Linked DNA regions of Homo sapiens: region 2 is linked to region 1. Evidence: chromatin loops called from intact Hi-C (ENCODE). Cell type or tissue: endothelial cell of umbilical vein. All regions are shown on one strand. Links, peaks and the distances in the headings refer to the core of each region. The heading gives the core; the rest is flanking DNA. Region 1 overlaps SYT1 (synaptotagmin 1). Region 2 has its middle 100 kb from the start of MIR1252.

The links. A loop is a pair of places that touch in the nucleus more often than their neighbours do. Peaks named below come from ENCODE experiments on the same cell type or tissue, not always from the same donor. Only the 100,000 strongest peaks of a DNase experiment are listed, where the experiment ranks them.
Region 2: a loop joins it to region 1, with 2.0 times the contacts of the local background. A loop is called at or near these places in 2 of 110 quality-filtered maps.

The regions. Positions count from the first base shown.
Region 1 is chr12:79,443,557-79,458,973 of GRCh38, reverse strand. It overlaps SYT1 (synaptotagmin 1), which reads right to left. Exons shown (of 11, transcript NM_005639.3): 10 at 14,768-14,901; 11 at 6,966-10,056. The coding sequence ends at 9,850. Among named protein-coding and RNA genes, the nearest start is that of MIR1252, 32 kb to the right of the region's middle. In endothelial cell of umbilical vein, for the core only: no CTCF peak of the experiment used is centred there; DNase peaks (open chromatin) are centred at 4,393 and 6,823; H3K27ac peaks cover 3,851 bases.
Region 2 is chr12:79,515,726-79,531,142 of GRCh38, reverse strand. No RefSeq gene overlaps it. Among named protein-coding and RNA genes, the nearest start is that of MIR1252, 100 kb to the right of the region's middle. In endothelial cell of umbilical vein, for the core only: no CTCF peak of the experiment used is centred there; DNase peaks (open chromatin) are centred at 6,442 and 8,662; H3K27ac peaks cover 2,177 bases.

The DNA.
Region 1 (15,417 bases), core at 3,033-11,032:
GATATTATGAATAATATCACAGGGTGTACACTCCTTGTGACATTAGGAGTAACATCACCCTAGGATATAATGAATAATATCACAGGGTGTACACATTAGGAGTAATATGCCCCTAGGATATTATGAATAATATCACAGAATGTACACCCTTGTGATATTAGGATAACATCCCCCTAGAATATTACAAATAATACCACAGGATGTACACCCCCAGAGACATTAGGAGTAACATCCCCCTAGGATATTACCAAAATTATCACAGTGTGTACACCCACTTTGATATTAGGAGTAATATCTTCCTAGAATATTAGAACAAATATCACAGGGTGTACACCAACTGTGATATTGTGAGTAAAATCTCCCTTGGATATTACGAATAATATAACAGGGTGTACACCATATGTGTTTTAATTAGAAGTGAACACCATATGTGTGATATTAGAAGTAATAGTTCTCTAAAATGTATGAAAAATATAACAGAGTGTACACCCACTCTGATAAAATAAGTAATAACTACCTAGGACACTACAAATAATATCACAGGGTGTAAACACATGGTTTACACCCATGGTGATATTAGGAATTATATCATCCTAAAATATTATGAATAATATCACAGGGTGTACACTATGTACACCCAGGTGGATATTTGAAGTTATATCTCCTTAGGATATTACAAATAATATCACAGGGTGTACATCCCCTATGACATTAAAAGTAACCAACATCTAGAAAATTATGAATATATATAACAAGGCGTACACCCCCTATGACATTATAAGTAATATCACCTAAGATATTACAAATAATATCACAGGAAGTACAACCCCTGTGACATTAGGAGTAACATCCCCCTAGGATATTATGAATAATATCACAGAGTGTACACCCATTGTGATGTTAGGACTAACATCTGATGAGGATATTTCCAGTAATATCACAGGACATACACCCTCTGTGACATCAGGGGTAATATCCCCCTATGACAAAAATAATAATATCACAGAATGTACACCCCCTGTGACATTAGGAGTAACATCCTCCTAGGATATTATGAATAATATCACAGGGTGTACACCCTCAGTGACACTAGGAGTAACGTCACCCTAGAATATAACGAATATCACAGGGTATACACCACCTGTGACATTAGGAATAACATTCCCCTAGGATATAACAAATAAAATCACAGAGTGTACACTCCTTGTGAAATGAAAAGTAACACCGTCCTAGTAAATTACGACTAATATCACAAGGTGTATACCCCCTGTGACATTACGAGTATCATCACCCTAGAAAATTACGAATAATATCACAGGTTATACCACCTGTGACATTAGGAGTAACATTTCCCTAGGATATTAAGAATAATATCACAGTGGGTGTACACACACTGTGACATTAGGCATAATATCCTCCTAGGTTATCAAGTCATCACTGTGATATTAGGAGTAATATTGCCCTAGGATATTACAAATAATACCACAGAGTTTACACCCACTGTGGTATTATAAGTAATATCTCCCTAGGATACTACAAATAATACCACAGAGTTTACACCCACTGTGATATTATAAGTAATATCTCCCTAGGATATTACAAATAATATCACAGGTTGTACACACAGGTTGTAATACCACTGTGGTATTAGAAGTAAAATCCCCCAAAAATATTACGAATATTATCACAGGTTGTACACTATATGAGTACACCCACTGTGACATTAAAGTAACATACCCCTATAATTACATAAATAATATCACAGGGTGTACACACATGGTGTACACTTACTATGAAATTAGGAGTAACATCCCCCTAGGATTTTATGAATAATATCACAGGGTGCACACACATAGTGTACACTTACTATGAAATTAGGAGTAACATCTCCCTAGGATTTTACGAATAATACCACGGGGTGAACACACATGGTGTACACCAACTGTGGCATTAGGAGTAACACCCCCCCAGGGTATTATGAATAATATCACAGATTTTATACGCCTAGTGTACACCCACTGTGACATTAGGAATAACATCCGCCTAGGTATTACAAATAATATCACAGGGTGTGCATACATGGTGTACACACATGGTGTACACCCACTCTGACATTAGTTATAACATCCCCCTAGGATATTATGGTTCATATCACTAGGAGTACCCACACATTGTGTACACTCACTGTGACATTAAGAGTAACATCCCCCTATGTTATTATGAATAATAATACAGGATGTAAAAACATCTTGTACACCCACTGTGACATTAACAGTCACATCCCCCAGGATATTACAGATAATATCACATAGTGTATACCCACGTAACATCCCCATAGGATATTACGAATAATATTACAGAGTGTAAACACACAGTATACACCCACTGTGACATTAGGAGTAACATTTTTCTAGGATACTATGAATAATATCACAGGGTGTATACACATGGTGTACACACACTGTGACATTAGAAATAAAATCACCCTAGGGCATTACAAATAATGTGTTAATAATTATTACCATAAATATTAATCGATATTATTTGTAATATCCAAGCAATATTAATATTACTCTTAATATCACATGGGGTGTACTCCCATTTATATTATTTGTAATATCCTACTGAGATGTTACACCTAATGTCACAGTGTACACCTAATGTCACAGTGTAATGCTTGCTATTCATAGTATCCTACTGAGGTGTTACTCCTGGTGTCACAGTGGCTGTACACCTTGTGATATTATTGGTAATATCGTAGGGAGATGTTACGCCTAATGTCATAGTAGGTGTACACCCTGTGAATTTATTAGAAATATTCTAGGAAAACGTTATTCCTAATTCCAAGGTAGATATTACATAGGATTGTACACCTCCAGTGATATGGCAAGTAATATCACCCTCTCCCCCACTGGATATCATGAACCATATCACAGGGCAGATATTATCACCCTTTCCCGCCCGGTGACAGAGCAAGATCCTGTCTCAAAAAAAAAAATCTGTTAAAAGATATAGCAAGTGATTGATTTTCCCGGCAATAAATAAGAAAGTAAGTGGAAATTTTCAGATAATTGAAAGGTGGTACACACTTTTACAATTTCCTTTCTAATAGTGTTTTTAGTAAAAGGAGGAGTGACCAGGATGCTGTTATCACCTGAGTTTGTCCCTCCTCTTAGGGCTGGTGGTATACCAGGAATCAAAGTGTAGCTGTTTGCTGTTTTTGTCTGCCTGGTATCTACTTTTCTTGTTTGTTAATATCATTTTTATTTTCTTTTGAGGAGCTATTTTTCCCCTATCTCTTTGGCTCTGGGTCTAGAGACATGGCCTAGTTTTGGCTGAAGTAAATACTGTATCATCATCTGGCTATGGGGATTGTTTTAAGAACATGTGACCCAGTCATACAAGTCAGGTTTGGGAATTTTGGTGGTATAATTGTGAAACAAACACTCCCTGCAAGCCTGCTAAGCTGGAAGAATATGTGTGAAGCTGCCAAGGGTCTTCCCTGTTGCTACATGGAGACATAGCAGCTTGGCAATGAAGTCAATACTAAGGATAGCAGAGTTTATGGGGAAGGAGAATGAGAGAGAAAATGATGACACTGTGGCTTTTGATCCAGCTGTTCTTAAAAGTAATCATCCGCGTTGAACTTCCTGGTTTAGGTGAGCCAGTGGTTTATCTCTTTCTCTAAAGCTTCCTACTTTTTTACCTTTCTTTCTCTCTTTTTTCCTTAATACCACTTGATTTAGATTTCTTCCATTTGCAACTCAAACATTCTTACCTATAAAAGGTGTCAGCACTTCGTTGCAGAGTCCAGAGGAGGTAGGAAGTTGACAGAGTTAAAGTGGACAGCTGAAAAGGAAGTGAGTCCCAACTTGCTAAGTATAAAATACCTCTTAACCTTGTGTGTGCCCTGGTAGGGGCAAGAATATTTTGCACAGGGGATAGGCTTGGCTGGCAGGATAGTTACTGTCAGGGAAAGATGAATGTGACAACTTTGGGGATATTCATTGGTGGGAAGAAGTGGGGAGGGAAGAAATCAATACCGTTGAAATGCGGATTTAAAAATGTATATAACAGCCTTAGAACTTAGATTCCACAAATCATCAGCATGTTTGCATGGTGCTTTTATTTCTGGGTCTCTCTTGATGGCTCCTCTTGCATAATTCTTACTCTGTATGCTTTGGAAAATTTTTTTGTACATTTAGTACCAGGCTATTTCTCATTTTTATTTTCCTGCTTTTTCACCTTCTTATTCCAAAGTCACCGTGTGACAGTTTTATGGTAGAGATTTGTGTGCAGCCTAAATCAGTTGCTAAACATCAAAGAGTCCTGTGCATATGTAATAAAGATGTGTTGCAGTCGGGGTGGAAGGTAACTGCAATCATGGTTGGAATTTTCAAATCTGTTAAGAGTAAACTCTCTGCATAAATAGAATAAGAATGTGATTTCCTATGCATGTTTTATCAGGTGGGGGATGACTTGTGTGACTCAGAAACATCTGACTCTTCTGTGGGAAAAATGAAAGCACTTAAAAAGTGTTTGCCGCTGGTAACAGGTTTCCTAATGCACTGATCATTTGCTGGCTGTTCTCATTCCCACCTTTGTACTCTGCTATATACTTGGGGTGGGGTCTGAGCCTTTGCAGACTATTTTCCTAGAATCCCTTACCAGCTGGTTCTGCCAATGGGAAGCACTGGTTGTAGTGGAAAGGAGAAGAGGAGAAGAGATTATCTTCCTGCATTCAGCTTCTATCAATTTCCTTCTAGCAATAGTGAGCAGACTGGATCAGCGGTTTCTGGGAGTTCCCTCACCTCCAGGGTGGGCCTAATACCCTTTTGTGGTCCTAGAATCATGGGGTCTCCATGCAACCTTCTCCAAGATTCCAGCCCCTCCTTTCCAGTCTCGGGCTCCATGAATACTACATTTTCTCTTTTCTTCTCCCAGCCCCAGAGTTGCTATGTACTAATCTCTGGGTTACTCTACTGTCTCTGCTTTGCTTTCTCAGCTCTCCCTTATGCAGCCACTTTCCTATCTTAAAATCTCTCACTGAAATATGTGAAATGGTTTTGTTTTCCTGGCTAGTACACCGAATAAATATCTTTAATGTATTTATATTAGACCTTCAAACCTTTTGGGAAAATGACATTGAAAAAGGATGAAGTGAGTTTTTTCTTTTTGATAATTCATTAAGAAATATTCTTTAAATAGTTTTGGATCAAATTTCAAGAGCATTTTAAGAAACAGAATCCTCACCATTGAAAACCAAACGATTGTGATTGTTTAATGCTGATTTTTTTTTTAAATTTCTAAACCAGTTGTGCCTTAAGTTTCATTTTATAAACTTAGATTTTGAACCCTTCGCCAGCAGCTTCCTCACAGTGTATAGTTATTAAGTGATCTTTCCACTGGTTGTCTTAGCAGTTTGGGTTTAGTTCCTATTTTTATTTGGCCATGACTGATAGAGCTGAGTGAAGGAAGTATAATACAGCCAACCTCAAAGACTCCATCATGAATACACTTGTCAAGTGAGATAAATTTTGCAGAAGTCTTGCTCACTCCCTTACTTGGATGACTCCTGCCAGTTCCTTTAGTACTTCGCTGTGTTATCCTCTCTAGAAAACTCTTCTTGATATCTCCTCCCCAAAGAATGTGCTGTGGGATGGGATCCCCAGGATACAGATTCTGAGATGAAACTGTACATGAAGGGGTTTTATTGGAGGAAGTGCTCTTAGGAGCAACACCTGCAAAACACTGAAGAAAACCAACAGGGCAGAGAAAGAAGTTGAACTGCAGTGCAGTTGCGAAAGCAGTCTCCACTAACTCCTGGGGCTATGAAACTGAGATGGCGCTTCAGAGATTCCGAAATCAGCAGCCGATTGTGGGCTGCTCCCAGGGAGGGTGCATAAACTTAGGTGAGACAGCTTCCTTCTGTAGAGCGCAGAGGAACACAGCTGTCAGCTGTCAGCAAGCACCACTTCCAGCAGCTGCAGCAAGAGTACCTCTCTGCTGAAGGGGGATCATGGTGATACACCATGGTATCTACTACGATTGATCCAGTAAAAGTCCTCAGGGATAGGCCGGGCACAGTGGTTCACGCCTGTAATCCCAGCACTTTGGGAGGCCGAGATGGGTGGATCACGAGGTCAGGAGATGGAGACCATCCTGGCCAACATGGTGAAACCCTGTCACTACTAAAAATACAAAAATTAGCTAGGCGTGGTGGCGGGCTTCTGTAATCCCAGCTACTCGGGAGGCTGAAGCAGGAGAATCGCTTGAAGCCGGGAAGTGGAGGTTGCCGTGAGCCGAGATCGCACCACTGCACTCCAGCCTGGCAACAGAGCGAGACTCCGCAAAAAAAAAAAAAAAAAAAAAAAAAAAAAAAAAAGTCCTCAGGGACCCAACACCCTTACTTTTAAGCCCACATCACAGTGCATTGGGATAGCGTATTTACATCAGCCTGAAACTGTGGGCTTCAGCGTCCAGTACAGTAGGCACTTGATAAATGTTAAATTTAGTGGAGGAAAAGTATTTACTTGTTTCCCATAGCGATCGTAGTAGGCATAGAATTTAATGTGTCATACTGTCCTCTGAAACTGGGGTTTAAATAGTTTTGTTTTCCGTCCCATTCTGGAGAAGCTGTGTGACTTGGGTTCTGGAGTGAAAACCCTGAAGGACACATGCTGGGCAAAGTGAAAAGCCTCAGAGTACGCCAGATGAACTGATGACACACAGGAATAGAGAAACACATGTTGAGAATGACACTGCCCAGGAACACCACGCGGTCATGGCCAAATGCTCCCGGGTGTTGTTTTCCCTCTAGCTATTCTGTACTCAGATGTGACTCAGATGCTGGCATTCAGTGCAGTTTTGTTTAGCTGCTGCTGCTTCCAGGAGTCCCCCAAAGTCAATAGGCCATTGGCTTACCACCAGAGTCAGGCAAGGAAAAGAGTGGGAACGCAGCAACATCAACAGGAAATAAAACATTTTTATTGAATATCTGTGTAATATGTTAAGTCATTTTTAACAACAATCAGAAAACTACTGTGGAATTCACTACACAAAGTGAAACAAAATTTAAATCACCTCATCAAAAATGAAGGTAAAATACAGCTGAAATAGTTGGCTCGCAGGCCACGAGCCATATGGCAGAGGAAAACACCCCAACATTTCTACAAGATACAGGGAAAACCCACACATAGAAACACTCAAGCAGGCAGTAAATATACACAAAGGCAACTAGGATCTTTCTAGAGCATCAGATTCTAATACTTTACACAGCTTTGTCAGAAGGGTACATGTGGCTTATTTGAGGATGAATCTTGGTCATAAAGCAGGTTCCATCACTGACTTGTGAAAGAGTGAAAGATGGCATAGTACCAACTAATTCTATGGTGACAATCCCATGTCTGGCAGTGTTGCAAGAGAATGCATTAGTGGTATTTTAATGCAAGAAATAATGTCTATTCAGCAGCTTGAACCTGCTTGTTTGAAAGTGTGGTTTCATTGTGAACAACTTAAAGCTGAATACAGTGAAATTAAATGTCATTTGTGGTATTTAAATACTTTTTAAAAGCCAGTCAACTCCCTCTCTTTGGTAGGGTTTGGCCCTTTAAATTGGAAAGAGTCTTGTTTGAATTTTCTGTTCAAACCATTATTTAATTTCACATTCTGACTTGTGTATATTTTCTATTACCTATGTTTTTTAAGAAGTACGGACCATCGGCAGACGGTTATTTTCCTTTTATCCTTTATGTCTATGCCAATTATAAAGCGTTTGCTATGTCTGGCCTAAAAGGCAAAAGAGCTTGCCCCTTCTTTGATAAGGAAACAGTAACGACAGGAATTCCAGTTTTACTGGGAAACAGCCAACCCCATGTTCAAAGCCTACCATCAGCCCTTTTTGAATTCTCTTTAGTTTTTGAAAAGACGTGGTGTGATATCCTGAAGACTGAACATGAGGCCAATGCTTAGTTTTCCTCCATTTTGTTTTGATATTTGTGAAGACAAACTTTCATTTCAGAGCATCACTACTGTCTTGTGGCCTGGAAATTAAAATGGATCACAGAAGTGAATGGGACAAAAGGCTAGATGCAGTGTGGGATAATAGGCTGCCCTTCCACGAAATGGTTGTCTACCATAGTGGGGAAAAATATGGAATATTGCACAGTGCTTGACAAAATGCTGTGTTCCACCCCATTCTATGTATCTTCCTTGTCCTATGCATAGCTTTTCAGTTCTGAATTGGTCCTTTGTAATGAGAACTGTTTGTGCTACACACACCTTGGGCAGTGCAGTAGAAGGGAATGGCAGTATTGTTACAATATCACTACGGAATAAATTGAGTGCTATCCACTGAGGAAACTACGGGTCTAAGCACACACGGCAGTCACAGTGTTACACAGAGCAGTCCTTTAAGACTCTTATGGAATGACTAGTAGCTTCATAATAGTGTCATTTACTACATAATAACATTGAAAACGTTTAAAAACTCCTCCTAAATCAAGCATCTAGTATACATAAGAGGTTGCTTCAGTTTTCTAGAACTTGTTCTTGGTTTGTTTCACCTTTTTTTAAAGGACAAATTAAAACTTAAGTAAAAAGAGCATATAAAAAGATCACTAGCTGTCTGTTTTGGCTTAATTGAAGTGCATTCAGAACTATGGCTAATTGTTGTTGGTTTTTGTTTTTGTTTTTCTTTCATCTTTTGATGGGATTACAATACTGTCTGTTTACCACAAAGTAATTTTGTGTAATAAGCACAGATTGTTGTGTTAAAAATATCCTGCATTCCTTCTAACCTGGTTTTATATAATAAAATATTTTGTTACAAACTCTAATGTGCAAACCTTTTGGAATTATTGTAGGTGTGAAATCTGGAACAGAATTCACAGGATGTACATTTTGTATAAAGGTGATAATGGAGAGCTACTTTTTTCTTTTTAAATAGTCAGGCAATATTTCATAAATGTTGACTTCTCCCCTTAGCTTCTTCTCCCCCATCCCCAAACAAATGTGCACACACACACACACACACACACACACACACACACGGAACACCTTGTTGTTATTCTATATGCAGTAATATGAAATCATTGACTCCTGTTCAGTTGCTTCCTCAAATATAAGAGTGAAGCCATTATTTTAGCTTTGTAAATATGTACAGACAGGTGCTATTCTGTTTTGTGGCTATGCTTCCTTGAGGTCAGCCTGGATGCTGCTGCTCAGATCATGCTATTTTGCCTGTGTAGGAATTCTACAAAATTGGATTCACCCACCAAGTATGTGGTGTAAGTTTATCTTGGTACTCAAATGATTCAATAGAAAGCTCAGGTTTAAGTTGTCCTTTAAGATGTCAGTTTAACTGTACTAGTGCCTTACGAGTTGATATTTTTGCTGGAATGCAGACGATACTATATTTACCGTATAATATATTATCAGCTCTCCTATATCTCAGTCAATTTACATAGTTTAAAATAGAACATCTTATTAAAAACATCTAGATATACACAGATTAGGAAACGCTTACAACATACAAATACACAAACTAGAAATAAATCTTTAGCATACTGGTATATACAACAGTGTGATACAATAAATAATTTCATTCATGCTCTATCTACACATCATATTGCTTAAAAGAAGAGTAGATTTGGAGGGCAGTGGTATGATGAAGGACTTAGGGGCTCTCTACATTTAAATTTGTGCAAATTAAAACAGGATTCCAAGTACCACTGAATTGTGTTAGGAATGCATGGCTGGAAAAATGAAAGGACCCATATTACTGAGGTATTTACAGATACTGGCTAAAGAGCACTATATGGGCAAATGCAGAAAGGCTTCTTCTTTCCTTTACTTCTTGACGGCCAGCATGGCATCAACTTCCTCCTCTACCTGCAGGGTGTGCCACTGGGCAATAGGTCGCCTGGGGTTGGCCAGCATGTCTGACCAGTGTCGCAGCTCCGCGCCGGTGCTGTTGTAGCCCACAAAGACTTTGCCGATGGCATCGTTCTTGCCAATCTTGTCATAGTCCAAAACAGTTACCACCACCTGCACTTTCTGAAAGAAGCCATGAAATGAATATGAATCATCTAGCTCTAGAGATAAGGCCCGACTATAAAGCGTCCTTGAGCGCTAAAGAATTGGAAATAGAAGAATCAATCTCCAAGCACTAGGATGAGGATGAAAATGACTTGAATCTTAATACTCAAACGTTAATTTTTATTATATACTTTGCACTAAGTCTTTTACATGAATGAACTCAGTTACTTCTCATAATAGATCCTATTAATATTGCCATTATACAGGTAAGGATGCTTGAAGCTCTGAGAAGTTATATAACCTGTCTGAGGTTGTTTAAGGAATGAGTTGTTTGGTTTTCAGAGCCTATGCTGTGAACCTCCATGCCATGGAGTCTGTGTCAACTTGTGCTAACCTCTAAATTCATTTGCTTCAGTTGTCTTATCAGTGAAAGTTCTGGCATTGGTGTTCAGCCCACTCTATTTGATTACAATTCCCAAGGCAACCATGTGCAATAATCTGATTTTAAGGGTGGGGGGACAGCATGTTACAAAAAAATTAATATAGAATTAATATAGAATTTCAACTAATCATATGATTGTGAGCATAAAACATGATAGTATAGTGAAAAGTATGGTTAAAAAGTAGTAATAAAGATATTTTTTTCTCATCCATACGTTCTCTTAGTAAACATTTACTGAGTAACTACAATGTATCTGGCATTGATATCAAATGGAAATATCAGTTTAGGCTACACGGGATTTATTCAATGATTCCATCAGATTTTGAAAGTTTATTTGATGACTTCCTTTTCTGAATGATTGAACTGATGAAAGCAAACCTATACCATTATGGTATAAAATATATACTTTTTAAAAGCAAATTTCAGTTCTACTTCCTAAGTAATGAATTTACTTAGCAGAATATGTGATGGTTTCAATCTAGCAGCTGAGTGTAAAGGTAAGAGTTTAAAATAAATGGAATATGTAACATTTATTGCCAGAGTTGAAAGTAGCAGAAAATGTAATTATAAAAGCTAGGGCCAGATTAAGAACCAGCTGAGTTAGGGCCCTTTAGTGGACTTTATATGCTGGAGACTGGTTTATTATATTAATGAAATGAGAAATGTCATTGATATACAGCTTCAGAGCAGAGAAAACAATCACTTCTGCAAGTGGAATTTAGAATGTGAAATGCAACACATTGTCAATAAAACGGACAATCTTCCCTTGGAGTGATTCCATTGTGAAAGGAATTAACTATCCACTGGATAGTTTCTGGAACAAAGAAGAGGGCTATACTGATTCTTAGAGCTTGTTCTAAGCAAATTTATCAGGAAGCAATCATATTGTAATGAATGGGGTGGGGGACATGACACACAAAGGTAACAGAAGTTTTTAGAGTTTGATTATTCCACTTAGGAATGCATTGATTAGTAGCATTCAAGACAAAATATCCTTGTGAAGCCTTTGGATTAATGTTTCCAGCTGCATATGTAGTTTATTTCTACATTTGGGGGAGAAGGGCTTACATTCTCACATGCATTTGGAAATTAGCATATTTTGCTTCTTTCATAATACATTTCATAGGGATAGAGAAAGACAGAAGGACAGGCAGATTGTCTTATAACCTCAGGATAAGGCAAACTTAAGACCCTATTTTAGCATGTGAAATACTCAATTATTTTTTTCTAGAAAAAGGTGAAGACTAGAAAAGTTGCCTCCTATAAAAAAAGGAAAAAAAAAAGAACAAAGTGACTCAAGGAGCAGAGAAAGAGGGATACAGTCAAAGGAATGCTCATTATTTCCATGTCTAATGTATTCTATATTGGGCATAGTTTCTGTCTGTCCTGACAAAACGCTATTGCCTCTGAAATGCTGCCCCAGAAACCTAGCATGTGTCTTATTTTTAATGTGCTTCACTTTCAATATACCTGCATTTTCTGCAGTTTGTAGTTGAAAAGGATATTTATTTTAAAGGCATAGAATTGTAGCTCAATGGGAGTTTTCATCTCAATGCCTTGCTTTATATTTATTTTGTGGAATTAAAAAAATTAAATGCCAGGAGGTGTTAGTTTCCATAGGAATAAGGTCTTAGAACTCAAAAAAGTTCACTGAATAAATATTGCAAAATAAATCGTTGGAAAAAATTGATGTCTTGAGGGTTTGTGAGTGGGTCCAAAGCAGGGGGCCCGCTGGTTCAGGCTAGTGAAAAAGTTATTGGGAACAGGGAACCAGTGTCCTCTGCATTTACTTATGTAACAGATGTTGAAAGTAAATAAGTATGTATAATTTGACACCATGTGAAAATTTATATGATAAAGGTTGTATTTAAAACTATCAACCAATACAAAGATGGTAGAGTTATTGGTTATTTTTGGTCATTTAAGACTGCCCTATACTACAGAGTAGCTACCAGCCACATCTAGCTATATCAATTTAAATTTAAATACATGGAAGTTAAATAACGTTCCTTGGTCAAATTAGTGACTGAGGTGCTCATTGGCCAGCTGTGGCTATCATATTATTGGACAGCATGGATGATAGAATATTTCAATCATCACAAAGTTCTATTAGACAGCACTGATTTATATACTGATTTAATCTTATTGTTAGATCTATTTTCTAATAAAATGTTAACTTGAAAAAGAGAGGACATTAGCATGTGAATAATAATGATGATGATGACAGGACCATTTACTGTGTGTTCCTATGTATTGGGCGCTGTTCCAAGTGCTTTTATATGCATAATGTCACTTTGACAAGGACTGTTATCATTCTTATTTTACATGTAAAGAAATTCTAAGCCTCAGTTTTTTCACATATAAAATTAGGATAATAACAATAGTACTTTTCTCATAAAGTTCTTCTAAGTATGAAATGAGATTACATACATAAAGTGGTTAACTTGGACCTAGGCATAATATATATATATATATATATATATATATATATATATATATATATGTCTTTGGATTAATGTTTCCATGAAGAAAGCTAACATAATAGCTATACTTATTTTATATATGTATATATTATATAGCTATACTTATTATATATATAAAATATATATTTTATATATATAAAATAAGTGTAGCTATTATATTAGCTTTCTTCTTGGAATAAAGCTGTGATTAATTCATAAGATACTGTCTTCTAAGAATAGATTAAAGGTAAATGAAGACACAATTTGGCATATTAAGAGTGGTATGGCACTATTCACAACAGCCAACATACAGAATTAACCTAGGTGTCCAACAACAGATGAATGGATAAATAAAATGTGGTACATATACACAATGGAATACTATTCGGCCATAAAAAAGAATGAATCCTGTCATTTGTGGCAATGGATGGAACTGGCAGACATTATGTTAAGTGAAATAAGCCAGGAACAGAAAGTAAACACTGTATGTTCTTACTCATGTGGAAGCTAAAGAAAAGTTGATATCATAGAAATAAAAGGTAGAACAAAGGATACTAAAGACTGGGAAGGGGAAGGTAGGGAGAGATTTGTTTAAGGATATAAAATCACAGCTACATAGGAGGAATGAATTCTAGTGTTCTGTACCACTACAGGATGGCTATAGTTAACAATAACATATGATATAATTTCAAATAGCTACAAGTAGGATATTGACTGTTCCCAAGACAAACAAATGATAAATGTTTGAGATGATAAATATGCTAACTACTCTGATTTGATTACAATACATTATATATATGAAAACATTACTATGTGCCCCATGAATATGTACAACTACTATTTGGCAATTAAAATAAATAAAATAAAATAAATAAAGAGTATTTGTTATTCTGGACCTTTAGAAGGTTCTTTGTTGTAGGTTTGATGTCTGCTCTTTGTTTTTCCTTCAAGTTATGGGCAAACTTGTGTATCACTGAAAATATACACCTGCGCCAATTATTTAATAAAATGTAAAAATAGTGTTGCTTTATGCAGTTTGACTCTCTGATGCCCATTAAAGATTTGCAAGAAATGGCCCAAAATTATTGGATATTATCTTTAGATTCTTATAGGCTAACTATGGAGATGGGGTGAGAAAATGTAAATATTTTCAAAAACCCCTAAATGATAAGATTGCATGTTATCATTGTGGCTACATATAGCAACTTAATATGAACATATTAACTACAAGGATATTTAATAGAATATTTCCCTTCATAATTATTGTCTGGCATATTAAGGCTCCATTTTTAATAAAATAGCCATCCATTCCAACTCAGACACAGGAAGCTGGATTTAAATAATTGAAAACACAACTTAGCCTAATTTTTCTATTGTTAATCATCTTTTAATAAAGACTCAATATGCTGCATATTTAGCATCAACCAAAAATATTTCTCTTATCACTATTTTTTGCTCTAAAGATCTCATGGGGAGACTTATTTATGGCCTGGGAGTAAATAGTGAAAGCTCATAGTTTTCTCTGGGCTTTTTAACTTTTATAGATGCACTTTTTGAGTTAGCAGAGTTGTTCTGTTGATTTTCTTTTTCCTACTTTATTTCTGCTCAACACAGTGCCAGCTGTTTTGGGCTGATGAGTCAGCACATCCTGTGCTGTATATTTTATCCTTCCTGATGTAGCTCAAGCATCAAATGTGCATGGGGAGAAAGAATGGCAGTTCTAATGAAGGCATGTGCACTGATAACTTACAAGGTCTGTGTGTATAATTTATGTGGTCTGAAGGAATGAAATTGAGTGGGAAGACAAAGTTATGTTTGACATTACCTGGATTTGTTCAAAAGGTACTTCAAAGCTGAATGACTCATTGTAGTAGGGGTTAAGTGTGTTCTTTTTAATTGTTGTCTTTTTCTTCTTCAGCCTCTTACCATTCTGCATCAGATGAATCTTCACATAAGGATCTGAATGAAAAACAGGAAACAAACTTTAGGAGATCAGAGACACATATTTTAGATTATAAGTTAGCTTATAAAAGAACTATTTCCCACAGGTAAATAATTATATAGCATGTATTTAATATTTTTTAAATTCAATACTTTTTTATTGAAATATTTTAAATAACCTATGGGCATGATTTTGCATGATAGCTCAATATTTATAGTTTGATTTAGAAGATGAGAGTAGAGGTATGCTGGTAAACCAGCTCTTTGTGGGAATAAAAAGTCTTAACATGCAGCATTTCCCTATGTCTATGGTATATATATACCCCAACCAAGGCCAATGTCAAGCCACTAAGCTTAACAATTGGCTTGCAAAATCCCTGAAAAATTAACCGTTCACTCTTGTGAGCTGGCAAAGGGCTTGCCTGCAGCACAACACTGTATGGGAATAAAACACTTAACAGAGAGAGGACAAAGGAGCCATTTCATTCATTCATTTATTCATTTACTCCATCAATATTAGTTGAGTATCTATGA
Region 2 (15,417 bases), core at 4,892-12,891, 70 kb before region 1:
ACTAGAATGAATTTTGTGTTTTGTATTTGTGATTTTTATACATGTCAGAGTGTTTACTGACAGAGATGCAATAGTTAAAAGCGAAAATTGCTGAACAGCTTCAAGCGTGCTATGGAAATAAGAGGCGGGAAGATGGGAAAGACAGCATGTAAATAATCAAATATTTATTGGCCCCTGATTCATAATTAATTTTTAGAAATACCATATCCAATCTAGATAAGAATAAAATACTCTTTATCATTCTGATATTTTGTGCATATGTTTTTACAGATTATAATCTCTTATACACACTTTCCCAAATTTTCTCACTGGTCACTTAGGTAACATACCTATATTCTATTGCCTGTCTCCCTTGTTTTTCCACACAGTGGAGCTGTAACTGCACTAAGATGGAGCAAACAGATTTCCAAAGATTAAGATTCAGTAAATTATAGTGAGAATTGACAAGAAGTTTCTGTTTATCCATTGACCAGAGAAGGGAAATAATTCATCAAGTTTAGTTTGAAGGTCTCAGGATGTTGAAATCAGACTTTTACATCTTAATCCAGTGAGAATGAAAAATGAACTACTTATAGTGTCTGCCCATGACAAGTCATTTCTTTGCTTAGGGATGCAAATCGTATCACACAGTGGTCTGAAATATTCCTTTCAAAGAGATAAGCTGTTTGTTTTTCAAAATGGAGCTTCCAGGTGTGCTAATTCTGAACACGAAGCTTTGTTATTTGGAGAAGAATATCCTTTTATGGTGGTACTAGGTTAGTTGGCAAATATTTACTAATGCATACTTTGTGCTAGGAACTGTTGTGTTCATGAGGACAGAGAAAAGAACAACACAGATGACTCCTTGTCTGTACATAGCTTCCACTTTAGTGGGAGGAGACAAATGATAAAAGTGCAGCCATGAGAAGATAAGATAAAGTGATGCATTACAGATTGACTAAATTGGTTAAGGAAGATCTCTCAGAAGAGGCCAGGCGCGGTGGCTCACACCTGTAATCCCAGCACTTTGGGAGGCCGAGGCACATGGATCATGAGGTCAGGAGTTCAAGATCAGCCTGGCCAAGATGGTGAAACCCCGTCTCTACTAAAAATACAAAAAATTAGCTGGGCGTGATGGTGGGCGCCTGTAATCCCAGCTACTCGGGAGGCTGATGCAGAGAATGGCTTGAACCTGGGAGGTGGAGGTTGCAGTGAACCGAGATCGTGCTACTGCACTCCAGCCTGGGCGACAGAGCAAAACTCCATCTCAAAAAAAAAAAAAAAAAAGATCTCTCAGAAGAATGATATCTGAATTAAAGTCTGAATGTTGGGGAAAAGGCAACCATTTGACAATTTTGAGGGTAAAGAGATTGAGCTCAGCATGTCTGATAGAAACAAGACCAGTAGATTGGGATGGGTGAACAAGGGAGAATGCTCAGGGAGATGAGGCTAAAGAGGAAGGCAGAGGCTGGGTCACTGAAGGCGTTTTTGGCCATGGTAAGGAGTTTGGAGTTTATTCATGTTGCAATGAAGAGTCATTGAGTGTTTTATGCAGGAAAGGGATGAGGTCTGATGTAATTAGAAAAAATTAATTTGTCTGCTGTGAAGAAAATGGCCAAATGGGTTGCCTTGCCAATGTGATGGCACATGTGATGTCAAGGAGACCTGTTAATTGCTTTAAAATAGGGTGGTAACAACGAAGGTGAGAAATGGTCAGTTTAGAGACGTTTGTTGTAGCCAGGGCTCTCAAGACTTATAAATGAATTGGATGTGAAAGAGAAGAACTCAGGATGACTACTAGGTTTCTAATCTGAGCAATGAGTAGATGGTGGTACTATTATTAAGGCTGCTGGTGGCATTGGGGAGAAAGGGGGATTTTATAGTAAAGTAATTCTCTAGAGTTCCCTTCATATTTGTGCAAAGGAATTAGTCATTCTGCTGTAAACTACTTCATTACTGTAATTAGAAAGCTGCATTAATACCTTTTTAACTAGTGGTATCTATTCAGGAGACGTTTTCAGATGACAGTTTGTTTTCCGATACCCAGTAGTCTGCAATTTGTGGCCTGGGTGATACATCAGTACCAGATATCTGTGATTTCTTTTCTTTTCTTTTCTTTTCTTTTTTTTTTTTTTTTTTTTTGAGAAAGAGTCTTGCGCTGTTGCCCAGGCTGAAGTGCAATGGCGCGATCTTGGCTCACTGCAACCTCTGCCTCCCGGGTTCAAGCTATTCTCCTGCCTCAGCCTCCCGAGTAGCTGGGATTACAGGTGCCCACCACCGCACCCGGCTAATTTTTGTATTTCTAGTAGAGATAGGGTTTTGCCATGTTGGCCACCTAGGCTCTATGGCATGGCCTTTTGTTCCTCAGCTACAAACCTGTATAGCATGTGACTGTACCCAATCCTGTAGGCAAATGTAACATAACAGTAAGTATTTGTGTGTCCAAACATAAAATGGTGTGGTAAAAATACGGTATTATAATCCTATGGGACCGCCATCATTAATATGATCTGTCATTGATCAAAATGTTATGTGGCACATGACTGTATGTGGTTTACCATTTACACTAACAGCCTCTTCTTTTCATTCCTCTACATCCTTTCTTATGGGCTCAAGCAAATGCAGCTGTGAAGATTTACTTGTAGTAGACTCCAGATGAGGTTTCTCTTCAGGGTTTAAAGCACCCTTTCCAATTAGCAGCATCTATGCTCTAGGGAGATATGGGATGGGGTGGGGGGGTGTTATTTTGTTTCCTTTTCTTCTGTTGATCCTGAAGGCTGGTTTTCTGGAAATGACTTGGAAGCACCCTTCTGAATTTTCTCTCTGATGACCTATGTCTCTTTCTATTTGTAGGATATATAGACACTGTGACTCAGGTAGCAGTGATCCCAGGCAGAAAGGTTAAAGGTAGATAAAAAAGGAGCAGACATGTTTCCAGTTTCTACTCCATAGCACTTGTATAATATCAAGAAAAAATAATAAGATAACTTGTTTTGATAATCTAGCTTGTCATTCATTTTCTCAGCAACTATTAATTGAGTTCTTCAGTATGCCAGGTAACACCAGATGCCACTCCTACCTTCATGGCTATTTTGGCATGGGCTTGGAAAATGTTTGCTATGCTCATTAAGAAAAATAATTAATTCTTTAAAACTTTAAAGTCATTAGATTTTACTCTGCTAGTTTGTTTAAATGTTCATTTATTAATTAATTCGCCAAATACGTTTACTTTGATTAATTATCATAGAAAGATTCTTGTGCTAGGTTTCAGGATTTGAGAAAGAAAATCAAATAAAGATGCAGCTTTCAAAGAGCTGTGGAGACTGCTGCATTTCGGTGGATCCTGTGGTGTCAATAAATGCATCAGTAGAGTTAAATCCAATATAATAACCAGCAGTGGTTTGAAACACTCATTTGAAATGTCCTGGGGCTAGAATAAATAATGAATCATTATTATGAAGTACTAGGTCCCTGGAGAGTATGATCTTTGGACCAGCCAGAGATGGGATGAAAAGCACTTCTGGTCACTGAAACTGTGTGGGAATACAGCATCAGTAATAAATTCAGTTATGTCTCAGGATACACAATAGGGGACAGAGCTACCTCCTCTCTGATGTCTAGTGCATTTTCCCATTTCTTATTTACTATGCTTTGCATTTTCTAAACCCTACTGAGTTTTCATCTTTTGCTGTAATGAGCATTTCCCTGTAAAAATTGTTGGCCACTGTCTGCCCGATAGAGTTGCTAACAAATATTACAAATTCAAGGCCAGGAATGACAAATCATATGCAAGTAGAGCTGAAAAAGATATTAGAGTTAAATGATTATGAGTCTGCAATATTTTTTATTTTGTTAATGTACAAAACATAACACCACACCTGCAGGATATTCTGATACATGAATACAATCTTAGCTTTTAGAAGTCGTGAGGTAATCTTCAATATTGAAGATCCCTGATCAGGTATCAAGTCTAGAGAAACCTAGAGAATTTGGAGAGACTTCACTCAGGTAATTTTTGAAAAACAGATTGAAGGTAGGCCGGACGCAGTGGCTCACACCTATAATCCCAGCACTTTGGGAGGGTCAGGACCATCCTGGCCAACATGGCAAAACCCTGTGTCTACTAAAAATATAAAAACTGGCTGGGTGTGGTGGCACATGCCTGTAATTCCAGCTATGCGGGAGGCTGAGGCAGGAGAATCCCTTGAACCCGGGAGGCAGAGGTTGCAGTAAGCCGAGATGGCCCCACTACACTCCACCCTGGGTGACAGAGCAAGACTTCGTCTCAAAAAAAGAAAAACAGATTGAAGGAGAATATAAGGAAGGAAGAGTATGACTTTGAGTACCAGAAGACATGGTGGCTCATGAAGGACAGTTTTCTTTAGGAGGCGAGTGTGATGAGTAGAAGAAGAGGGATTTGTTGAAGACTGGGAAAACTCTTTTGATCCTTTTTAAACACTTTGATCCTTTTTAAACAACTCTAAAAGGTAGGTTTTTTAGATCCCCATAGTATGCTATTTTCATTTACAAATGAATTTGAAATGAAGTGATTGATTTAACTTAGATGTATGTGCCTAATAGCTCTAGTATAGTGTTAGGAAGAACATTAGCTTTCCACTTAGGTCTGCTTTCCAGTCTATTATCTTGGCTAGGCTACTTTCTAGAATTATGTGATCTTGTTTAAGTTATTTTGTTTTCTTATCTGTAAAATGGACATAACAGAGCCTGTGCTGTTAGTAGAGGAGTAGATAAGTAACTGTATGTGAATTACCTACTATATTATACATCTGAGCCTTTTGATAAACAAAACTAGTATTATGACAAAATTACAGAAGTTTGTAAAATCTTTATCTACTGAAGATATTGAAAAAACTGGATATATTTTTATTAAATTGTGATATTAGGAGTGTCCTGGAAAGAAGGATTGATAACTTTCTCACATTCCCAACAGACGAATTTTATTTTTTCCCTTGATGCAAAATAATGCATGGTTGATATGGTAATTCAAAATATTCACTAGTATATAAAGTAAAACTCGACTGTGCTCTAATTCCATGCACTGAGATGATCATCATTAATAGTTTGTTATATACCCTCTCATACCTTCCCTCAGTTATATGAAAAAAGAATGCATACCTTTTCTTAGAAAAATAGAATGAAATTGGGCACATATTTCTGCAACTTGCTTTTTATATATGTAACAACATATCATGAACGCCTTTCTCTGTCAATTCATGGAATTCTATCTAGTTTGTTTTTGATTTTATAGCTGCATGATATTCCATAAGGTGATTACATCATTATATATTCAATTAGTCTCCTGCTATTTGACTTTCAGATTGTTTCCAGTTTCCGTTTTAAGTTTTGCCTCAAGAAAAGATGCTGCAATGTACAATATTGTATGTTTTTCTGAAGGATATATTCATAGAAATATGCATGGCTAGATAAAGACATATTTAATATTGTAATAAGTTAAAGAAGACTTCAGTAGATTCAGGTTAGGATTTATTTTAACTGACTTTAAACCAATATGTATGGCTTGCATTACTGAAAAACAACTTAAAGCAAATGGCCTATTGACCAGTGGGTTCAATGGGACATCACTAAGTGAATAAAGTTGGAAGTTAAATGTTTATTTCTCTTGGACTTTGGAAGTTATAGGATTGTCCTCTTCCTAGAACTTGTTTTAGTAACTCTGTTCTCCTGAGAACACAATTGTAGCTTTGGAGGCTTTGGGATTTATTGAAGAGGAATGTCTGGCTGATTTAAAGCACTGCTGGTTGCTCAAGTTAGGGCATTAGTACCTTTTAGTTAACAACGTCAAACAGGTGTGGGAGATCCACTTTGAAGGGTGATCTGTGTTCATATCCCTGAGGAGACTGTCAAGATAACCAAGACAATTTTCTGTTGTAATTTTAAGAGTGAAATTAGTTTGGAGAAAATTGGTGGGAGAAATCCAGCATGCTGAGTTATCTAATTCATAACAAAATGGAGCTGGATGCTGTGGTGCACACCTATCATCACAACTATTCAGGAGGCTGAGGTGGGAGGATCGCTTGGGTCCAGCCGTTTTGGGCTGTAGTGTGCTATGCTGATAGAGTGTCCACACTATGTTTGGCCACAATGTAGTGACCTCCCAATTCGGGACCACCAGGTTGCTTGAGGAGGGGTGAGCCAGCCCAGGTCAGAAATGGAGCAGGTCAAAACTGCCATGTTGATTAGTAGTGGGACTGCACCTGTGAATAGCCACTGCCCTCCAGACTGGGCAACATAGTGAGACCCCTGTCTCTAAAACAAACAGGCAGACAAACACAAAATGGAATCTGAGAATCTGTGTCATTTGCATTATTTGGATGGGGAGAGAAAAACGGATTAGACTGTAGCTAGGGGATTTTTATCTTTATTTGCCTTCCAAGCTCCTTTATCTCTTCCTGTTTCAAACACTTTCACTGCCAAAAGCCTAATCCACATCTGCACAAAGAGAACGCTACTGCGCTAATAGCACAAGGAAAAGCACTGGAGCCCTTGGAACTCTTCCTAGGTTAAAAGCACTTCTATTAACTTGCTGATTTGTCTCAGAGAAAAATTCCTATTTTCTTTCTTTCTAGTGCCTCCAGAAAAGGAAATTAATTTGTGATTTTAAATTCATTTTCTTTTTTATGTCAATTTTAAAACTTTTATCAAAATAATACATGCACATAGTTTAAAAATAAAATAGTGCAAAAGGACTTAATAATGGAAAGCAACGTTTACCCACCACTCCCCTCCTCAATTCTGGTCCCATTTTTAACTCCTGTTTATTTTGATGACTACTTCCATCTCTCTAAATAGTATTATACCACTACTTCATTTCCTTTAAAAAAAAATCAGTTATATGTCTATTATCTACTGACTTTCTACTATTTATGTGGAAGTTTTCTTCACTTGTATTTCCTCCCCCATCTTTTCTCCTTCCTTCCAGTATAGTTAAATCATCATTTTTAATTCCTCAGTGGTTTATCTTATGTAAAGGTACATTCACTGCTAGTAATTGAAAATCAATTTCAATATTTAAGCAGTAAGGAAAATGTATTTTCTCGCAATAACACATCCCAAGATAAGTCAGCTATAAGATTAATTAATTCAGATAATGTCTAAAAGAATATGAGAGGCTGTTTCTTCCTTTCTAGCACTCCTGGAAGCCCAGCGCAGATTCCTCCTCATGTCTCCGACTAAAACCAGCCATATACCCACTATTCATGACTGACAAGGGGTGTGCCATTACCATAATCTACAATAATCATGATTTACCTCAATCCTTCTGAGCTCATGACCCGATCGCAAAGAATAATGTGGAGACATGAGTAAAAACTGGCCTCTGCTAACAATAACAACAACAAAAAAAGCAGTAGGAAGGGAGGAAGAAGGGGGGGTAGCAATAGGACAGGCACAAATAATGTCTGCTATAATTAACTCCATAGGTTTAATTTATTTATTCCTTTTTTAATTCTTCCATTGACCCTAGAAATTATTTCTTGATTCCCCAACCCTTCCCATGAACAATGATTCCTGCCTTCCACTTCCCAGACTCTGTCATCTGTGTTTTTACATTGTCACGTTTGTTAACATTCACATGCTGCCCTGTGTGTTTTTATCGAGTTGAAGTTTTGTGTATAGATAGACCCTAAAAATTGAAAATCAATAATGAATGCTTGTATTAGTGTGATGTATAATTCTTCAGAATCAGAATTCTACTTTCCTCCAATGATTTGGATTTACTTATTACCATTGTGCCTGGTGCATACCAGCAACTTACAGATGTTTACTGAATGTAGAATAAATGTACCTGAGTTGTTTATAAATGGATTCTACCTGTAACATCAAGTTCAACAGGATGGAGAGAAGGTGGGAAAGGGTGAGGAAATGGATGTAAGAACATACCTAAGTTTAGGAACCTGACCTTCTGACGTTGGGTTCTGATGTTAAGGTAGTTAAAGCCTTTGGAATGGGGGAAATCTCAGGTAGCATATGTAAATCGCCATACTATGTGATTGCTCTTCTCTAAGAACTGAAGACTGTCTTCCAAAGACAGTGAGAGGGCATGTGTTATTGCCAGCTGGTGAGACTTTTTCATTTCTGTACTGGTGCACCCTGTGTGCAGGGTGCAAAATAATTTCCTTTGCTCAGTGCTGGAATCAGGTTGCACATAGGAGAATATACAGGCTTTCAATCGGGATTTACCTCAACAGGCCACCTTCCTGTGATAAATGACCCATAGGGAAAGACAAATGAAGCCTGGCACTGGGCAAGCTGTTCTCTGAGAATAACTCTGCTCTCCAGGTATTGTCAGTGAGAATTCTTGGCCAGGGGAAATGGATTGTGTTCCAGGGAATAAAAAACATACACAGGAGTGAGCACTGCCGAGAGGACCGTGGGGTGAGGTGGCTTCAGGGAAGAGTCAATAACAAGTGGAGAGTTAGAAATGTAGGCTTGTATATAGGAAATCTTTGTAGCTCTAATTAGAGGCAGAATATAGATTCAGCACAGCAGGCAGATCTGAAACACTTGCCACTGTATTTCGCTATTCATGCAGTTCACATGATTTAGCATATCCACGGGCAGGAAACCGGGTTACAATAACACTAATTAGAGTGTCTTTACCCACACGTAGTGGACCATTTCCCTGGCTTTGCATCTCAAGTAGTGAATGGAAAAGGGAATTTTAATGATGTCCTATTAAGACAACTAAAGAGTGCAACAAATAGTTTCAGTTGCATGGCATTGTTAGGAAAATGATTTATTCTAGTAGAATTCGAGTTCCTTAACAATTGGGAGTTATTGTTGGCTCTCAAAATACCGCTGATTCAGATACGTCTTTGTATGGGTGTAGGCGGAAAGGAAGGAAATTTTTTTTTGTTTGCATACAGGAGAGGAATAATTTTATTCCTTTATTGAAATTAATTTTTTTTCTTATGATGATTATTTGGAAATAATTTTCTCCTGCTGTGGGGCCAACTTAGGGGTAAGTGTGGAAATTCAATTACAGAGAAATGGTGAGCCGAAATTCCTGCATCATTGAATTTAGTATAGAATAATAGCATGAGTACTGTTAGTGAGTAGCCATTTAAGCAGCCTGCTGCTATTTCAAACCAAAACAAAGTTGGCCTAAGTTTGGACTGACCCCTGAGATTAAAAACCTATTGAATTTGGAACTTAGAATTTCTCTGACATGGATACTGACACCTCCAGTCCCCAACCCTGCCCCAGTTACCTCAGGCTGAGTCCATATTAACCCTTTTGGGTTACTCCAACCTAGGTCAGACCTCTTGCCTTTCCCGAACTTGAGACCTGAGGGTGTGGGTAGGTCATTTGCTGGAACAAGTCTGATTAAACTTAGTGGTGAACAGCAGGGCTGTGGGTGAATGGCATGATTCACCCCAATGCCAGTCTTTCAATATGAAACTTTTCACTCTGAGTAGCTATGTTGCTTTCTCTCCTTTTTGTTGGCAACTCCAGTGTGTCAGGTCTTCCATCAAAATAGCTCTATCCCAACCATAATGGCAATGGCTGCTGTCTCCCTGAAATTAGTGGGGGATTGGGCTGAAAGAAAGCTGAAGATTTTGTCCCATTGGATGAGGTTTTGAATATAGTTTCTTTTGCTCTTTTATTAACAGTTGAATCCCCTCCCCTTTTAGGACCCATGCCTGTCATCAGGGTTTTTAATCTATCATCCTTCTCTTTTATTTTTTCAGTCTTTCTCTCTTTGCCCCCTCCCCTCCTTTCCCCTCCCCTCCCCTCCCCTCTCCTTTCCTTCTCTCTTCCTCTCTCTCTTTCTTTCTTTGAGACAGGCCTCGCTCTGTCCCCCAGGCTGGAGTGCAATGGCACGATCTCTTTAGACCTACATATGTGTTTAGCTTTCCTTTAGAATTAGCCGAAGTAGGCTGGGCAAGGTGGCTCATGCCTGTAATTCCAGCACTTTGGGAGGCTGAGACGGGCGGATCACGAAGTCAGGAGTTCAAGACCAGCCTGGCCAATATGGTGAAACCCTGTCTCTACTAAAAAATACAATTAGCCAGGCGTGGTGGTGCACGCCTGTAGTCCCAGCTACTCAGGAGGCAGAGGTTGCAGTGAGCCAAGATCGCACCACTGAACTCCAGCCTGCCTGACAGAGTGAGACCCTGTCTCAAAAAAAAAAAAAAAAAAAAGAATTAGCCAAAGTATGTTTATTTTTGTATATATCTATGTATTTATATCTACTCTTTATGCTTTCTCAACCCGATATTCCATTGAGCTATGGCCCACATTCTTGAGTCATGCTAGACTCATTGCCTTCATAGTTCTTCACCCATGCACTCCTTGATCCTTTGCCATCTGTCTTCTCTCCACAGCAGTGATATGGCTTCCATCAAGGTCACTAGTGACTTTATTTTATTTTTTTGAGATGGAGTCTCACTCTGTCTCCCAGGCTGGAGTGCAGTGTCATGATCTCAGCTCACTGCAACCTCCACCTCCTGGGTTCAAGCGATTCTCCTGCCTCGGCCTCCTGAATAGCTGGGACTACAGGTGTGTGCCACCATGCCTGGCTAATTTTTGTGTTTTTAGTAGAAACGGGGTTTCACCATGTTGGCCAGGCTGGTCTCGAACTCCTGACTTCAAGTGATCCGCCCACCTCGGCCTCCCAAAGTGCTGAGATTACAGGCGTGAGCCACTGCACCTGGCTGACTTTTTTTTAAATTTAAATTTTGTATTATAAAAATGTCAAAAAAATATAAAAGTACAGATAAAATTATTCTTCTCATTGAATTCCTGGTGATTTTTTTCTTGTGATACTTCTTTTAATAATCCTGACTCCCTCCATCTCATTTGCATTGTGGGCCAAATGTATAAATTAAATATAACTATGGAAACTGAACTCTCTATTTCTAATAAAGACATTTTAAAAATTATTATTATAAAAATTGTAACCATAGCACACACAACAAAATTAACACTTCCTTGATATTATCTAATCCCCAGTAAATGTTCAAGATTTTTAATGCTGGTTATCTTTTAATTGTCAAAAGTGATCTTTTGTCTTTATTCCTTTGATTTAACAGCCATCGTAGGCCTCAGTAAGGTAATATTAAACTCTGAATATAGTCATATCCTTGCCTCTACTCTAACTATCATTATGTCTCCTTTTCTCAGGTGGAGGTTGAGGGGATAGTATGATCATCTCAGATATCCTTTCCAATTCAGCTGTACATCTCAGAGGATGTAACATCTCAAGGAAGCCTTCCCCATCTGCCTTTACCCAGCCAGTCTCAATCCAAATGTTCCTTTTCCCTATTCCCATAGCATCCTCTGTATACTGCCATCATTCCCATAGGTTCCTGAATTTGTTTATGTGTCTGTTCTGGACAGTGAGCTCATATTCTTTCTTGCATGCCTAATGCTTAGTTGAATAGTACTTGAACTCAACTAATTAGTTTTTAATTTTAACATTACCATTACTGATACTTAACAGCTATTGGGCACTTATTATGTGCTAGGTATTATACTAAGTACTTTACATGATTTATTTCATTTAATCTTGATAACTCTGAATGAAGCCCTATCATTGTTATTGTTACTTTACAGATGAAGAAGCTGAGCTTTAGTAAGTTGTCACTTGACCAAGGTAGGAAAATAGCATGGTATAGAGATGTTGTATGGCATGGAGGACAGAGTAAAGGGCAAAGTTAAAGCCAGAAGACTGAGAATTGAATTCCAGGCCCACTACCCTTGGCTGTCAGATTATGGAGAAACTTTGTTAAACTATGTGAGCCCTCTGCTTCATAACTAATATGAAGGTTGTTAAAAATCTTTGCCTCACAGAATGCTGAGGACCAAATGGGATAATGCATTTGGAGTCACTTGAAAACTGTTGCATTTGTGAGAAAATTATGTGTAATTTTTTAAATGTAATTCACTGTTCTTATTTAGATATAACTGCCTTCCATTCTTTCCCCTCTAGTCACATAAGGCACATAGTTGTAATCACAGCATGCATTCAATTTTATGGCCAACTTTTCCAGTTATGAATATTGTTTGTTATGTGTTTTTTTCTTTTTTATTGTAAAGTTTGTGAAGTATATCACACATGGAAGAGTATATAAAATGTACATATCTGTGTGTATATATATATATACATGCATTTTAAAGAATAATTAGAAAATGAAAAGTTGGCCGGGCACAATGGCTCATGCCTGTAATCTCAGCACTTTGGGAGGCCAAGGTGGGCAGATCACCTGAGGTCAGGAGTTCGAGACCAGCCTGGCCAACATGGTGAAACCCTGTCTCTAATAAAAATACAAAAAATATTAGCTGGGCATGGTAGCGAGCGCCTGTAATCCCAGCTACTCAGGAGGCTGAGGCAGGAGAATCGCTTGATCCTGGGAGGCGGAGGCTGCAGTAAGCCAACACCGTGCCGCTGCACTCCAGCCTGGGCAACAGAGCGAGACTCTGTATATTAATAATAATAATAATAATAATAAAATAAAAAGGAAATGAAAAGCTGTGTATATGCCAACCAGATCAAAATATTACTGACACTTTAGAAAAAGCTCTGTGTTTCTTCCTAATTGCATTCATTTTTTCCCTTCCAAAGGAAATGCTATACGAGTTTTGTATTTATTATGATGTTTTTCTGTATAGCTGTACCACCTATATTTGTATAATTTAAGAAAACATTGTTTAATTTTAAAGAAACTAAGTAGCAAGCACAAACTTAGCTGTGTAAGGAAAAGTCAATATTGCCACTATTAGATGAAAACTTCCAAGGAAACAACTTGTGCAGAATCACTAGACTATAGCCTGGCCTCAGCCCCTTTTGGGATGTCAGGGGACACGGTCATGAGTGAATGCAGTGAAACAGGGTTTAGCACAGTTGAGGTATCTGGAAGGAATGTGGATGTTCAGGTACTGGATGTCCAATAGGAATAGGGGAAAAGGCTGCATTGTATTTTCTGCTTACGAGCTCACTATGGCCTACCTCAAACTTTCAGGAATAGGTCAAAGCAAAACATTTCACGGGAGAGAAATTAGTATTCCTAGCTAATCCAAGAGTCAGGGTGTGGAGCGAAGAGATGCATCTGCACATGATTCAAATAAGCCAAGTATATATGAAAATCTGGGCCAGGCTTTATTTGGGCATTCAGTCCTCAGATTAAAATAATAGCAAAAAGGAAGCAGAATCTTGCTCATGATACTTCTTAATATGACAGTCAATTGAATAACACTGTTCTGATTGGACTCTATACTTACTGTATGACTGTAATCTTGGGATCATCCTTCACTTTTTCCTGGGTATTCCATTTGCTTCCCTTTTGTGTTGGATCTCCTATTTTCCTAAATATCCTGTTTTCCTCTTTCTTGATTTACTTCCTTGTTTTGGTAGAACACATTCATCAGTTTCACTTAATGTTGAGTTAATGGGATATATATATATATATGTTTTGAGATCTTGAATGCCTAAAAATGCCTGTATTCCACCTTCATCCTCTTGCTTGGTATTTGGTTGGGTATAGAATTTTAAGTTGGATATCATTTGAAGTCATTTTTCCATTGTCTTCCAGCTTCAGTATAGCTATTGAGATGTCCAATGTTATTCTCATATCAGATTCTTTGTATGGTCACCACATTCTTTTCCTCATCCTCACTGTCCTCTTTGTCCTCTTCCTCCTCCTCCGTCTCCTCCTCTTCCTCTCCCTTTCTCTCTGGAAACTTACGGAATCTTCTCTTGGTCCTAGTGTTTTGAAATGTCACCATAATATGTTTCATTCTTATTTTCATCCACTGTATTGGGCACTCATTGGACTCTTTCAATCTAGTATCTCAGTTTTGGGAAATTTTTCTGAATTATTTTGTTGATAATTTCCTCCTCTATATTCTCTGTTTCTGAAACTCCTACTATGTAAGCACTGGATTTTTTGGATTGGCTCCATTATTTTTTTTTAATCTTTTTTTTTTTTCCTCTTATTTCCCATATCTTTGTCCTTTAGTGTGTGTGAGTGTACAACTTATGGGAACTTTTATCAACCCTTCTTTTGTTTCTTGGGGTTTTTCTTGTTGTTGTTTTTTTTAACTTTTGTGATCACATTTTAAATTTATGAGAGCATTTTTTTTTCTCAGAAATGTCTCTTTTAAAAAATAGCGTCTTCTTTTATGAATGCATTATCTTCTCTGATCAAAAACATATTGTTTGGCTGGGTGTGGTGGCTCACACCTGTAATCCCAGCACTTTGGGAGGCCAAGGTGGGCGGATCACCTGAGGTTAGGAGTTCGAGACCAGCCTGGCCAATATGGCAAAACCCCATCTCTACTAAAAATACAAAAATTAGCCAGGCATGGTGGCGGGCGCTTACAATCCCAGCTACTTGGGAGGCTGAGGTAGGAGAATTGCTTGAACCTGAGAGGCAGAGGCTGCAGTGAAGCTGAGATCGCACCACTGCACTCCAGCCTGGGTGACAGAGCGAGACTCTATCTGAAAAAACAAAACATATTGATATTTTCTGTTTTTGCATGGTCTCTCCTTCCACTAAGTTACTTTTTTTCCTAATTTTGTGCTTTGGGTCTCTGTATTCCATATTGGGTTGAGCATGTTTTCATATGTGTAAAGGCATTTGTATTTCCTATTCCGATCACTGCCTATCCATATCCAATGTTTTAAGATTGGCAATCACTGGGATTGTCCTGAATGTAAGAAAATACTCTCCAAAACTCCTTTTTTTTTCTTTGTTTTTGCGATGGAGTTTCACTCGTGTTGCCCAGGCTGGAGTGCAATGGCATGATCTTGGCTCACTATAACCTTCGCCTCCTGGGTTCCAGTGGTTCTCCTGCCTCAGCCTCTCAAGTAGCTGGGATTACAGGTGTGCACCACCTTGTCCGGCTAATTTTAGTAGAGACGGGGTTTCTCCATGTTGGTCAGGCTGGTCTTGAACTCCTGACCTCAGGTGATCCACCCGCCTTGGCCTCCCAAAGTGCTGGGATTACAGGTGTGAGCCACTGCACCCGGCCCGAAAATTCTTAAAATATAAATTTGTAACACTTTTTCTGGAGAGCAAGTAGGCAGTATTCGCAACATTTGAAATGCGTATACTCTTTGATCAAGAATTCAGCATCAGAGAAATGTAAATTAAAGCTACATTGAGAAGTTTCTGACCAGGGTGGAATAAATGGAAAAGATTTTCTTTCTTACCTTACCTAAAAATCTGGGCAAAATATATATGAAACAACAGTTTTCAGACATTGGATAATAGGCAGCACAGAGATATATTTCTGGGAGAAGGAAAACAAATAAGGTTAGATTTGTGACTGTGCCAGCTTATTGCCTGGAGGCAGTTTCCAGGACACAGCACAGGGAGGGGGCCCAAATAGAACCTGGCACTCTCCATTAAGTGAAAAGACAGATTACAGTTTGGGGAGGCCAAAGTAGCAAGA